Regions from separate parts of the Homo sapiens genome. Here all the other regions are linked to region 3. Evidence: chromatin contacts called from ENCODE Hi-C or POLR2A ChIA-PET data. All regions are on one chromosome and are shown on one strand. Each heading gives the region's core, a stretch centred on a gene start or an enhancer-like site at or near the end of the contact. The rest is flanking DNA. Distances are from core to core; before and after follow the strand shown. Region 1 holds the start of DEGS1 (delta 4-desaturase, sphingolipid 1). Region 2 holds the start of WDR26 (WD repeat domain 26). Region 3 holds the start of BPNT1 (3'(2'), 5'-bisphosphate nucleotidase 1).

Region 1 (3,833 bases), core at 547-3,046, 4.1 Mb before region 3:
CAACTCACCGTTTCCTCAATTTAAAAAAAGTGTGTGTGTGTGTGTGTGTGTGTGTGTGTGTGTGTAAACGGGGGGCTCTCACTATGTTACTCAGGATGGTCTCAAACTTCTGGGCTGAAGCGATCCTCCCGCCTCAGCCTCCCGAAGTGCTAGGATTACAGGCCTGAGCTACCGTGACCGGTCCCCGTTTCCTCAACAGAGGTTAAAAAGCTCGTGCTCTGGCCGGGCACGGTGGTTCACGCCTGTAATCCCAAAACTTCGGGAGGCCAAGGCGGGCGGATCACCTGAGGTCAGGAGTTCGAGATAAGCCTGGCCAACATGGTGAAACCCCGTCTCTAACTAAAAAAGATACAAACATTAGCCAGGCGTAGTGGTGGGAACCTGTAATCCCAGCTACTCGGGAGGCTGAGACAGAAGAATCGCTTGAACCCAGGAGGCAGAGGTTGCAGCGAGTGGAGATCGCGCCACTGCACTCCAGCATGAGCAACAGAGTGAGACTCAGTCTCAAAAAACAAACAAACAAACAAACAAAAAACAAACACGTGCAGTCTCAAAAAACAAACAAACAAAAAACAAACACGTGCTCTGGAAGAGGCAACCGAATGCGCATTAGAATCCCCCTAGCATTTAGTCACGCGTTCTTATTTCATTTTTTAAAACAGCGATAATACCAACCAAGTAGAATTACCAAGAGGATGAAATTGGGTAATGTTTGTAAAGCATTCCACACAATCCCTAGCATATTAGGAGTAGCCTGGGAGAGATGAGCATTCTCTATGTAACACAGAAGGCCCGAATCCTCTGGAGAGTTAAGGCCTCTCAATTAGCTGTCAGGGGACCAGCAGGCCACGCCACATATTTTCCTTATTTGGCAAGTCTTCCATTTTCAGTCTTTTCATCCACAAAACCGAGATGGATGAAAAATGCCTACGAATCCGCCGTTCTTACGTCCCAGGCTTGTCGTGAGGATCAATGGGACAAGCGGCGTGAACCGACCAGGGCCCATCAAGTCCGAGAAGCCCCGGGGGGCATATGGAGGGACGCCGGCCCCCTTAACGGGCCCAAGGCCGGGACTGCGGCCGCCCCCGCCAGTACTGCCCGCCGGCGCCCGACACCCTGAGCAGGGCTCGCTGGTAGGCCCAAGGATGCCCAGGACCACACCCTGCCTAGCACTCAGGCAGCCCCAAGGCCGGCACCCGCTCACCTCGGCCCGCTCCGGAGGAGAGGGAGTGGTGAGAGGAAAGGGCGCCCACCTGAGGGCACAGGAATCTTCTAGCGAAAAGATCTACTCAAGGCTGGCACAGCCGGGGACACCCTTCGCCCCAACCGGCCGGCGTGGGCCTGGCGGGGACTCCCGCGCTCGGGGACGCGCCTGCGCCTCTTCGCGGAAGGGTCGGAGCTGCGCGGCTCCGAGGACCCGTCCCTCCCCCCGCTCCTCGCCCAGCCTCTCCCGCGCTGACCCGCGGGCTGGCGGCCCGAGCGGCGACGGGACGCGACGGGGAGCAGGCTGCTAACGGGCCTCCGGCGCCCACGACCGCGCAGGGCCCGCGAGGGGAGAGCGCGCCCCGGCGCCGGGAGGCCACGCACGCACATAACGGGGCGCCCGCTGGCCCTCACCCAGGATCTCCCGGCGCCGGTCGGCGTGCGGCTGGTCGGTGTAGACCCACTCGAAGTCTTCCCGCGAGACGCGGCTCCCCATGGCGACAGCGGTGGCTTGCAGACTAGCTGTCGGCTCTCGCTCCCAGCCGGCTGCTCAGAGGTGGCGGCGGCGGCGGCGGCTCCCCGGCTGGTGTGGTGTCGGCCGGCTGTGGCGGAGCGCGGAGGAGACGGAGGCGTGGGCGGAGTCCCGAGGCCCCGCCCCCCCCGGCCCGCCCGCCTGCCTCTCTGGGTGGAGGGCGCGTGGCGCTCCCAGGCCCCCGTGCGGGGCCGGCTCTCAGCGATTCTGGGACGCGGGGTTCTGAGCTTCGGTGACTCGGCCACCATCCAGGATGCCGCGTTCTTGCGAGTGCCCGCCCCTGCGGCCTGCTGCGCCGGAGCCCGGAGAAGATGAAAAAGGAAGGAATGGTCTCAAGTGAGATAAACCTGCCGCCCTAACGCCTCCGCGAGGGGAGCACCGGGCACGGCTACGGTCACACCGAGTCTGGAGGCCCCGGAGCCCTTCTTAAATGGCAGCTGGCCTAAGTTTTGTTTAATTTTTAAAAAGCAAATTAGCCATTGAGTCATATTTCGCTGCCTTCTGGAAATAATACCTCAGGGAAAAAATGCAGAGTGCGTGACAATTAAAAGCTAATCAAGTAAAAAGAAAACACCATTATTAAGAGGGGGTGATGATGTGGGATTTGTTGTTGTGCTTGAATTATTCTAGTGTGACCACTTCTGTTAAGAGATGATTGCTCAACCTTGCATCTACCTGTCGCAGAAGTAATCAACCACAACCTCTTCCTGAAAGAAAGGTTTTGAAACGAAACTAATTTTGTTTCAACATTAGTTACCACGTCTACATCAAAGAGCAACTTAAAGATTACAAAAAGAAGATAACCAAAGCAGGTGTGCCTCCTAGTCAAAGAACATGCTGTGCACGCGCACACGGCACACACACACACACAAATCTGATCGAGCCCCTAGATCTGACTGTTAATTTATAGAAAATAGAAAGGACATTTGGCCGGGTGCGGTGGCTCACGTCTGTAATCCTTGCACTCTGTGAGGCAGAGGCGGGTCCATCACCTGAGGTCGGGAGTTCGAGACCAGCCTGATCAGGATGGTGAAACCCCCGTCTCTACTAAAAATATAAAAAAATTAGCTGGGCGTAGTGGCAGGCGCCTGTAATCCCAGCTACTCAGGAGGCTGAGGCAGGGGAATCGCTCGAACTGGGAGGCAGAGGTTGCAGTGAGCTGAGACGGAGCCACTGCACTCCAGCCTGGGGGACAGACGGAGACTCCCTCTCAAGAAAAAAAAAAGAAAATAGAAAGGACAGAGGAATGTGTTAAACTAGGCCGTGGGGATGAAACTAGCAAGATCCAACTCTGGGAGACTATATGGGACAATGTCTGGGTTCTCTAATAAATGAAACTCAAGGCAAAAAAAGAGAAACCTGTAGATTAAAAGGAGTTTAAAAGACATACCAACCAATTGCAACGTGTTGACCTCATTTAGATTCTGATTGAAATAGTTTAAAAACATTGACATGAAATAATTGAACTCAGATATCAATTGGATATGTGATGATATTAAGGAATTATGAATTTCTTAAGTGTGATAATAGTATTATGGTTATAGTGGGTTTTGTTTTTTTTGAGACAGAGTCCTGCTCTGTTGCCCAGGCTGGAGTGCAGTGGTGGCCTCATGTCTCACTTCAGTCTTGACCTGAGCTTAAGCCATCCTCCCACCCCAGTCTCCCGAGGAGCTGGGATCACAGGCGTGCACCACCATGCTTGGCTACTTTTTTGAATTTTTGATAGAGATGGGGCCTCACCTTGTTGCCCAGGCTGGTCTCAAACGCTTGGGCTCAAGTGATCTCAAAGTATTGGGATCACAGGCATGAGCTACTACATCCGACCCCAGGAGCATTATTAATAAGTCCCTAAGACCCTCTCAGTACATTCACTTCTGAAATAGAGAGGGCCAGCACGGCTGAGACATCTAGCAGAGAAGGCTGTGAGAGCAGAGGGGAGACAGAACAGTGACACCTGGAGTGGAGGCCTGAAGGCTGATCAGAGCCCAGCGAGGGTCATGTCTGCAGGGCATGCTAGCAAATGCGTGGCTGGGTCAGCCTCCAGAGGGTCCCAGTCTCGAAAAAGGAGTGGGATTTGATGATGGATAGATACACAGGT
Region 2 (3,980 bases), core at 1,379-3,878, 4.3 Mb before region 3:
CTGAAAAAAGGTGAGAAATGTGAAAAAGGCTTGTTTGCTATTTCAAGGACAAGAAGTTACCTCTTATTTGGAACCTAACACAAGATGGGTCAAATAGAGACCCGTTTTTAACAGGTCTCTATTTAAAACAGTACAGAAGCAAATACAAATGAATCAAGTATCAAAATACACACTTGATTTCTTTTTTCTAAAAGATAACTTGGACCTTTGTTCCTAAACCCATCTTAGTCCTTTTTAGGAGGAGGGTGAAAAGGGGAAGGTAAATCAGGGGGACAGAGGTCTAGAAAGCCTTCTCTCTGATGACCTGAAGAAGGGGTCTTAGCAAGTTACATCACAAGCAGCCTTCGTGATTGAGGAGCCTAATAAATGACACCCACAATGACGGCTAGGAGAGTGGAAGTCAGGAAAGGCTCCCCTGAGGAGGTTTGAAATGAGCTGAGTCTTGAAAGACTGACTGGCATCAGACAGGTGAAGAAAAGACGGGAGAGTGTAGTCAAAGACTCTCAAGGAGAAATGAGCCAGTACATTTGGCGGACAGTAGACAGGTCCCTGAAGAGGAGCAATAAGAGATGAAGCCAAAAAGAAAGACTGAAAGCAACCTGTGGTGAGCAAGACAGAATTTGGATTTTATTCTGTAGGTAATGTGGTGTTACTGAAGGTTCCTCAGTGTGTAGAGTGGTATTTCAGAATTGTTCATCTGCACATAGACCTGAAACTTGGCTTTAGAAAGACCTAAAGACCCAGAGTTCAGATAACAGATTCTCAAGCTGTGTTTTAGTACAGAGAAAAATGTTCTGTAAGGGACTTTATAAATTCAGAATTCTAACACGAGCAGTGTTGGTTACCTAAAAATTAGAAAAACTGGAATATAGAGTTTAGATAGCAATGGAATCCAATTTATTTTTCATCATTTTACTTTTGTTAATGAAGTGTGAGCTTTGTCTGTAGCTGCCATGAAGTGACTGATTTCCTTTATAAAACCTACAGTCTTTATTCAGAAGCAAGTCTTCAATGTTGCTATGGGCCTAATAAATTATTATAAACCATTTTGCAAAAATTAAATTTTGCCTAAACAACACTTTTAATAATAAGGTTGTCTAAAGTTAATATACAAACAGGGCTCTCTGAGGGTGTTAACTATCTAGTAATTCAGGCTCTGCTGGATACAGTGACAGAGCTCTATGAACCTCAACTAGAACTCAGGTCGGCCTCAGGTGAATATAAACACTGTATGTGAGTCACCTTGCAATTACAGCTGCCACCTGGAAGCAAATTTAAGCAGTAAGAACTACAAAACCAAATCCCTGTAAGATCCTGCATTGACCTTCCTCTTACTTCTTCCTGTCTGAGGATCCATAAACCTCAGGATTCTTTACTAATTTCTCATCAGCATCATTTTTTATTGTATTTCCAAATTTAAAAACAACTGTCTCCAAAGGCCTCAAAATTACTTTCAGTTATTACTATAATAAATATCAGCGATGTATGATGTATTAATTAGAAACTAAGGTGTTTTTTTTCCCCTCCCCACAGGAAAACTACTTCAGAGAAAGACTTTAAATTTCTGAGAAAATCTTTATACATATTGAGTATAGATGCTATCAACCACATACATGAAAATAATTGTTTGGGGATAATGCACACCATTTGCCAATGATTAAGATTCAGCCCAGTCTTTGTTGCTGCATTTCTACATTCACATAAATTGGTAAGTCATGATGACACAGAAGGCTCACATGCCACGTAAAAATTTCAAGCCTGGATCTGAATGGGTGCCTGAATCCTTCTCAGAATGCATATTTTGGAGGCAACTGTTTGGTTTATGTTACTGCTCCCTAAACTGGGCAGTGACTCAAGAGGCAGCTGGAAGAGAGAAGGAGGTGCTGGGCAAGTGCTAAAAAAGAGTGAAGCCTCAACAGCAGAGTCCCTCCCCTTCTCTACACACCACACAGCCTTTTTGTGACTTCTTGTCCCCATAAGATATGCTCCTCTAGACTAACTCCCCTTCCCAGGGTGGAGCAGAGTCTCACCGGCTCATTATCTCACAGCTCCCGGGATGGCCCCGGGTACAGCAACTGTGTGGCACTTGGCTGTGGAAATTCAAGTTTTTCCACCCTAAAACAAGTAGGTTGTGAAACCCGATTTCGGTCCTGGTTACCATTGAGAGGGGCCTACCACAGCCCTGTGCCTGGAAGTTCCTGCCTGTCGAAGCTCCTAGCCCCCTGCCCCATCCTCACCTTCTGCACCTGATGGAGAAGGTGCAGTCCCTCCGCGCACCTTACATGCCCATGCCACACTGGTGGACTCACGCACGCACGCCAACTCTGCCATCCCATGCACGCCCGGCTTCGGAGGGCGGCTACGAACTTACTGCTCGTCGAGCCAGCCGAGCCAGGGCGCAAGGGGAAAGGCCCGAGCGGGGCCGGGGATAGGATCGGATAGGAGTCGGGGTCGTGGATGGGGTCGGGGCGGACCCCGCCGGCCCGCTGGCCTCCCTCCCCTGACCCCCGGGACAGCCCCCGATGCACGTGCTGGGTGACAGGCCCCCTATAGGTTCCATACCTGCCACCGGAAGTGAGTGAGGAGGGCAGTATAGGCATTTCCTGTGACGCGAGCGCCTGGACTCCATTAGGCAGCAGCTGGGGGAAGAATCAACACACCAGGGAGCAGAGCGGAGCGGATCCGAGGACAGAGGCGGCAGCTGCCTCCGCTGCCGCCCGCCGCCGCCGCCGCCGCAGCCACTGCCGGGGCTCAGCCCAGCGGCGGGCCCCGCGCCCCCGCAGCCGCCCCGCGGCGCCCCCCGGCGCGACCCCCGGGCCGCGCACCCCGAGCTGCCTCCGGGAGGGGGGGGGGAAAGGGCCCGGATCCTCCTTCTCCCCCTCCTCCTCCTCCCCCTCCTCTCACCCTCACCCTCACCCTCCTACCCTGACCCCCTCCCCGCCTCCCCGGCCCCCCTCACCCCGACCCTCTCCCCGGCCCCCGCCTCCCCTCCCCCGCCTCGCCCCACCGGCTTCCCACCACGGCCTCTCTCGGCGAGGAAACTCTGGCCTCCGCTTCCTCCTCCTCCGACTCGGACACCGGCGGAGCCTCCCCGCCCCCGCGGAAGAAACCCCGAGCCTCGGCGGCGGAGGGAGTAGGAGAGCCCGGGGCTTCGGCAGGCAGAGCAGGCCTCTCCCCTCCGTCCTCGTCGTCCTCGTCCTCCTCCTCCTCCTCCTCCTCCGTGGTGGTAGTGGTGGGACTTCCCCCGGCTGCTGCCCCTCCCGCCGCCGCTGCTGTCCCCCACCGAAGTAGCGGCCACAGCCTGGTCAGCGGCAGCATCATGCAGGCCAATGGGGCAGGAGGAGGAGGAGGAGGTGGCGGCGGCGGCGGTGGAGGAGGAGGGGGCGGCGGGGGCCAGGGACAGACCCCGGAACTCGCCTGCTTGTCGGCCCAGAACGGGGAGTCGTCCCCCTCGTCGTCGTCGTCCGCGGGGGACCTGGCCCACGCCAATGGGCTCCTGCCTTCCGCCCCCTCCGCCGCCAGCAACAATAGCAACAGCCTGAATGTCAATAACGGGGTTCCCGGCGGGGCGGCCGCCGCATCCTCAGCCACCGTCGCAGCTGCCTCCGCCACCACCGCCGCCTCCTCTTCCTTGGCCACCCCAGAACTGGGCAGCAGCCTCAAGAAGAAGAAGCGGCTCTCCCAGTCAGATGAGGATGTCATTAGGCTAATAGGACAGCACTTGAATGGCTTAGGGCTCAAGTAAGTATCCCTTACCGCCAGCTGGTGATGGACAGACCGAGGGACGGAGGCTCCAGGGGGGTAGGGGAAGGGGCGGAGGGGGGAGGGGGGCTTGAAAGAGCTCGGTCAAAGAGAATGAGTGCTGGGCACGCAGGACCCAGTACACAGGAGGACGCGGCTCAGGGCGACCGGGGAGGAGGAGCGGACCTGAAAGGAAATAGGGGAAAATCAATCAGTCTGACAAATTGTGAGACGAGACA
Region 3 (3,978 bases), core at 253-2,752:
AAAGTATGGCCAGGTGCAGTGGCTCATGCCTGTAATCTCAGCACTTTGGGAGGCCGAGGCGGGCGGATCATGAGGTCAGGAGTTCGAGACCAGCCTGGCCAACATGGTGAAACCCCGTCTTTACTAAAAAAAAAAAAAATGCAAAAACTAGCTGGGCTGGGTGGTGTGCGCCTGTAGTCCCAGTTACTCAGGAGGCTGAAGCAGGAGAATAGCTTGAACCCTGGGAGGCAGAGGTTGCAGTGAGCCGAGATCAAGCCATTGCACTCCAGCCTGGGCGACAGAGTAAGACGCCGTCTCAAAAAATATATATATGTATATATGTGTGTGTGTGTGTGTGTGTATATATATATATATATATATATATATATATATATATATGGTTAAAGTAATATAATTTAAGTTATGTATATTTTTCCACTTCCCAAAAAGGGTCTACTTAACTCACAGAGTTATTGTGAAAATCAAATGAAGACGTAAAAGCCTTTTTAAGCTGGGCGCAGTGGCTCACACCTGTAATCCCAGCACTTTGGGAGGCCGAGGTGAGCAGATCACCTGGGGTCAGGAGTTCAAGACCAGCCTGGCCAATATGATGAAACCCCGTCTCTACTTAAAAAACAAACAAAATTAGCCCGGCGTGGTGGCGCGCCTGTAGTCCTAGCTACTTGGGAGGCTAAGGAGGAAGGATCGCTTGAACCCAGGAGGAGGAGGTTGTAGTGAACCTAGACTGCGCCACTGCACTCCAGCCTGGGCGACAGGATGAGACACTGCCCCCTTCCCCAACCACGCCCCCCAGTAAAAGATCCCATCTGTACACAAAAAATATTTTAATTAGCTGGGTGTGGTGGCGCGCACCTCCACCAGTAGTCCCAGCTACACGGAAGGCTGAGGCGGGAGGATGGCTTGAGCCTAGAAGTGGGAAGGCAGCAGTGAGCCGTAATCGACTCTGGGCGACAGAGCAAGCTATCTATCGCTTAAAAAAAAAAAAAAAAAAAAAAAAAAAAAGGTAAGCAAGCATCTTTGACACAATTCTGCATAAAGTTGCTGTGTTATTGCGTGGGGAGTGGGAGGTGGAGGTGTGTGTGGTGGACCTGCTGAAGCCTGTCCACGGACCGCTAGGGGTTCGAAGTTAAATAGCCGCAGAGTGGTATCACTAATACAAAGAACATTTTAAAACAGTGAACTCTACGAAGTGGGCTGGAAGACAGCTGAAACCAAAACCAATCTTTTTTTTGTTTCAACACACTGTTGCTGGCTTAATGTGTTCTTTCCTTCTTCTTTTTCTTTTTTTAGCCAATCTTTGAAAGTTGACACATCTTTCGCTTTTATTTAATGCAACAGGTGACTTGCACCTACGGAGAGCTTGGAGAAAACACGGACAAGTGGAATTTTCCCGCGGATCAGGAGTCTAAAGAGGCAGTGTGAAATCGCTGTTGTGCGCTTGCGCGCAGTTTCCCGCATGCTCAGTAGCTGAGGTAGGGATGCCATCCTTCTCAAAAGACTTATTGACAGTGCCAAAGCTCGGTACTGGACACAACGAGGGACCTGGGTCTACGATAACGCGCTTTTGCTCCTCCTGAAGTGTCTTTGGTCCAACGTTGTTCCAGGTTTGTCACCGTTTCTCTCCGGCCGGTCAGGGCAAGAGCCAGGTAGATAGGATTTATGTTAAAAAAATAAAACGAAAAAGGTTTATGTGAATCAGATTGCTTCTCCAGATATTCTAACTTCCGACTTGGACTCTTGAGTGTCGATATTTTAATTGTTTATCTGTGCTTTTATTTTCGTGATCCGGAAGGTTTTTATAGCCATATACTGTAGAAACAAGACAAACCTAGACATTGAGTTTGTTGATGCACCCAAATTTAGAAACTGCTTGGTACCTAAAATTAAATTTCTTTAAACAGCAAATATTCTTCCAACTGCCATTTCTACATATTTATAGGTTTGCGTGATTTATTTGGATTTCTCTGTAAATATAATTGTTGGTTCAAAAGATACGTACTTTATACTTTTATTAAGGTTCTCAAAACTCTCCTAAGAGGGTTCACCGCTTTGCCAACAATGCTCAGGAACATGTTCCCTCACACCCTTGCAAACTGGACAAAGGACAAACTCTTCTTCTTTCTTCTTTTTTCTTCTTCTTCTTCCTCCTCCTTCCTCCTCCTTCTTTTTTTTTTTTTTTTTTTTTTTTCGAGACGGAGTCTCGCTCTGTCGCCCAGGCTTGAGTGCAGTGGTGCAATCTCGGCTCACTGCAAGCTCCACCTCCCAGGTTCACGCCATTCTCCTGCCTCAGCCTCCCGAGTAGCTGGGACTACAGGCGCCCACCACCAAGCCTGGCTAATTTTTTTTGTATTTTTAGTAGAGACGGGGTTTCACCGTGTTAGTCAGGATGGTTTCGATCTCCTGACCTCGTGATCTGCCCGTCTCGGCCTCCCAAAGTGCTGGGATTACAGGCGTGAGCCACCGCGCCCAGCCTTTCTTTCTTTCTTTTTTTTTTTTTTTTAAGACAGGTTCTAGCTCTGTCCCCCAGGCTGGAGTACAGTGGTGCCATTATGTCTCACTGCAACCTTGACCTCCCAGGGTCTGGTGATTCTCCCACCTCAGCCTCCCGAGCAGCTGGGACTACAGGCATGTGCCACCACACCATCTAATTTTTGCATTTTTTTGTAGAGACGAGGTTTTGCCATGTTGCCCAGGCTGGTCTCGAACTCCTGAGCTCAAGCAATACACCAGCCTTGGCCTCCCAAAAAGTTCTAGGATTACGGGTGTGAGCCACTGCATTCAGCGACAATTTTTTTTTTTTTTTTTTTTTTTGAGTCGGAGTCTCTGTCGCCCAGGCTGGACTGCAGTGGCGCGATCTCGGCTCACCACAACCTCTGCCTCCTATGTTCAAGCAATTTTCCTGCCTCAGCCTCCTGAGTAATTTTTGTATTACTATGCCTGGTTAATTTTTGTATTTTTAGTAGAGATGGGGTTTCACCATGTTGGCCAGGCTAGTCTTGAACTCCTAACTTCAGGTGATTCACCTGCCTTGGCCTCCCAAAGTGCTGGGATTACAGGTGTGAGCCACCGTGCCCTGCCAAATTTTCTTTTCTATGCCAATCTTAAAAATAAACAATCATGGCCCGGCGCGGTGGCTCACGCCTGTAATCCTAGCACTTTGGGAGGCTTAGGCAGGCCATGAGGTCGGAAGTTCGAGACCAGCCTGACCAACATGGAGAAACCCTGTCTCTACTAAAAATACAAAATTAGCCAGGTGTGGAGATGCTTGCCTGTAATCCCAGCTACTCGGGAGGCTGAGGCAGGAGAATCGCTTAAACCCGGGAGGCAGAGGTTGCGGTGAGCCAAGATCTCGCCATTGCACTCCAGCCTGGGCAACAAGAGCAAAAACTCTGTCTCAAAAAATAAATAAATTAATTAATTAATTAAAAATAAAATAATCATTTCTCATTGTTTTAGTTTGCATTTCTTTCATAATTAGTGAAGCTGAGTATTTATGTATTTAATGGCCAGTGCTTTTCTCTTTGTAGGTGTTGCCCGTTCTTGTTTATTTGCTCATTTTTCTATTGGATTATTCAGCTTTTATATACTGATCTTTTACAAATTAAGTCATTTGTCTGGTATGTGATACAATATTTTTTTCTCATTTTGTCAAGTACCTGTTTATTTAGTTTATGGTATTTTGGCCATGTAGAAGTTTTAATTTTATTTTTATTTATTGATTGATTGATTTTGAGACGGAATCTCGCTCTGTCACCCAGGCTGGAGTGCAATGGTGCAAATGATCTCAGCTCACTGCAACTTCTACCTCCCAGGTTCAAGCAATTCTCCTGCCTCAGCCTCCTGAGTAGCTGGGATTACAGGCGCGTGCCACCAAGCCCGGCTAATTTTTGTATTTTTAGTAGAGACAGGGTTTCACCAAGTTGGTCAGGCTGGTCTTGAACTCCTGACCTCGTCATCCGCCCGACTTGGCCTCCCGAA

Evidence for each region. Hi-C counts contacts between places; a loop is a spot of excess contacts on that map. ChIA-PET counts read pairs that join two places held with the same protein, here RNA polymerase II (POLR2A). Pooled maps may share reads with other maps.
Region 1: a loop to region 3 is called in a map with no recorded cell type, with 7 times the contacts of the local background. The contact joins the promoter of DEGS1 here to the promoter of BPNT1 in region 3. A Hi-C loop is called at or near these places in 1 of 37 single-sample maps with no recorded cell type and 7 of 50 pooled maps. POLR2A ChIA-PET finds 5 or more read pairs at or near these places in 1 of 52 experiments (Caco-2).
Region 2: a loop to region 3 is called in a map of CD8-positive, alpha-beta T cell, with 5 times the contacts of the local background. The contact joins the promoter of WDR26 here to the promoter of BPNT1 in region 3. A Hi-C loop is called at or near these places in 2 of 168 maps with a recorded cell type or tissue (CD8-positive, alpha-beta T cell and naive thymus-derived CD4-positive, alpha-beta T cell) and 4 of 50 pooled maps. POLR2A ChIA-PET finds 5 or more read pairs at or near these places in 2 of 52 experiments (activated B cell and activated T-cell).

Annotation. Positions count from the first base shown.
Region 1 is chr1:224,181,203-224,185,035 of GRCh38, reverse strand. DEGS1 (delta 4-desaturase, sphingolipid 1) reads right to left here and starts at 1,796. Exons shown (of 3, transcript NM_003676.4): 1 at 1,618-1,796. The coding sequence starts at 1,699. RefSeq lists silencers at 1,051-1,130, 1,291-1,670, 1,771-1,970 and enhancers at 957-1,786, 2,121-2,210, 1,787-2,617, 2,471-2,620.
Region 2 is chr1:224,433,445-224,437,424 of GRCh38, reverse strand. WDR26 (WD repeat domain 26) reads left to right here and starts at 2,628. Exons shown (of 14, transcript NM_001379403.1): 1 at 2,628-3,741. The coding sequence starts at 3,020. It also overlaps a transcript of CNIH3 not described here. RefSeq lists an enhancer at 1,720-1,909 and a silencer at 2,250-2,649.
Region 3 is chr1:220,087,312-220,091,289 of GRCh38, reverse strand. BPNT1 (3'(2'), 5'-bisphosphate nucleotidase 1) reads left to right here and starts at 1,502. Exons shown (of 9, transcript NM_006085.6): 1 at 1,502-1,604. RefSeq lists an enhancer at 1,202-1,391.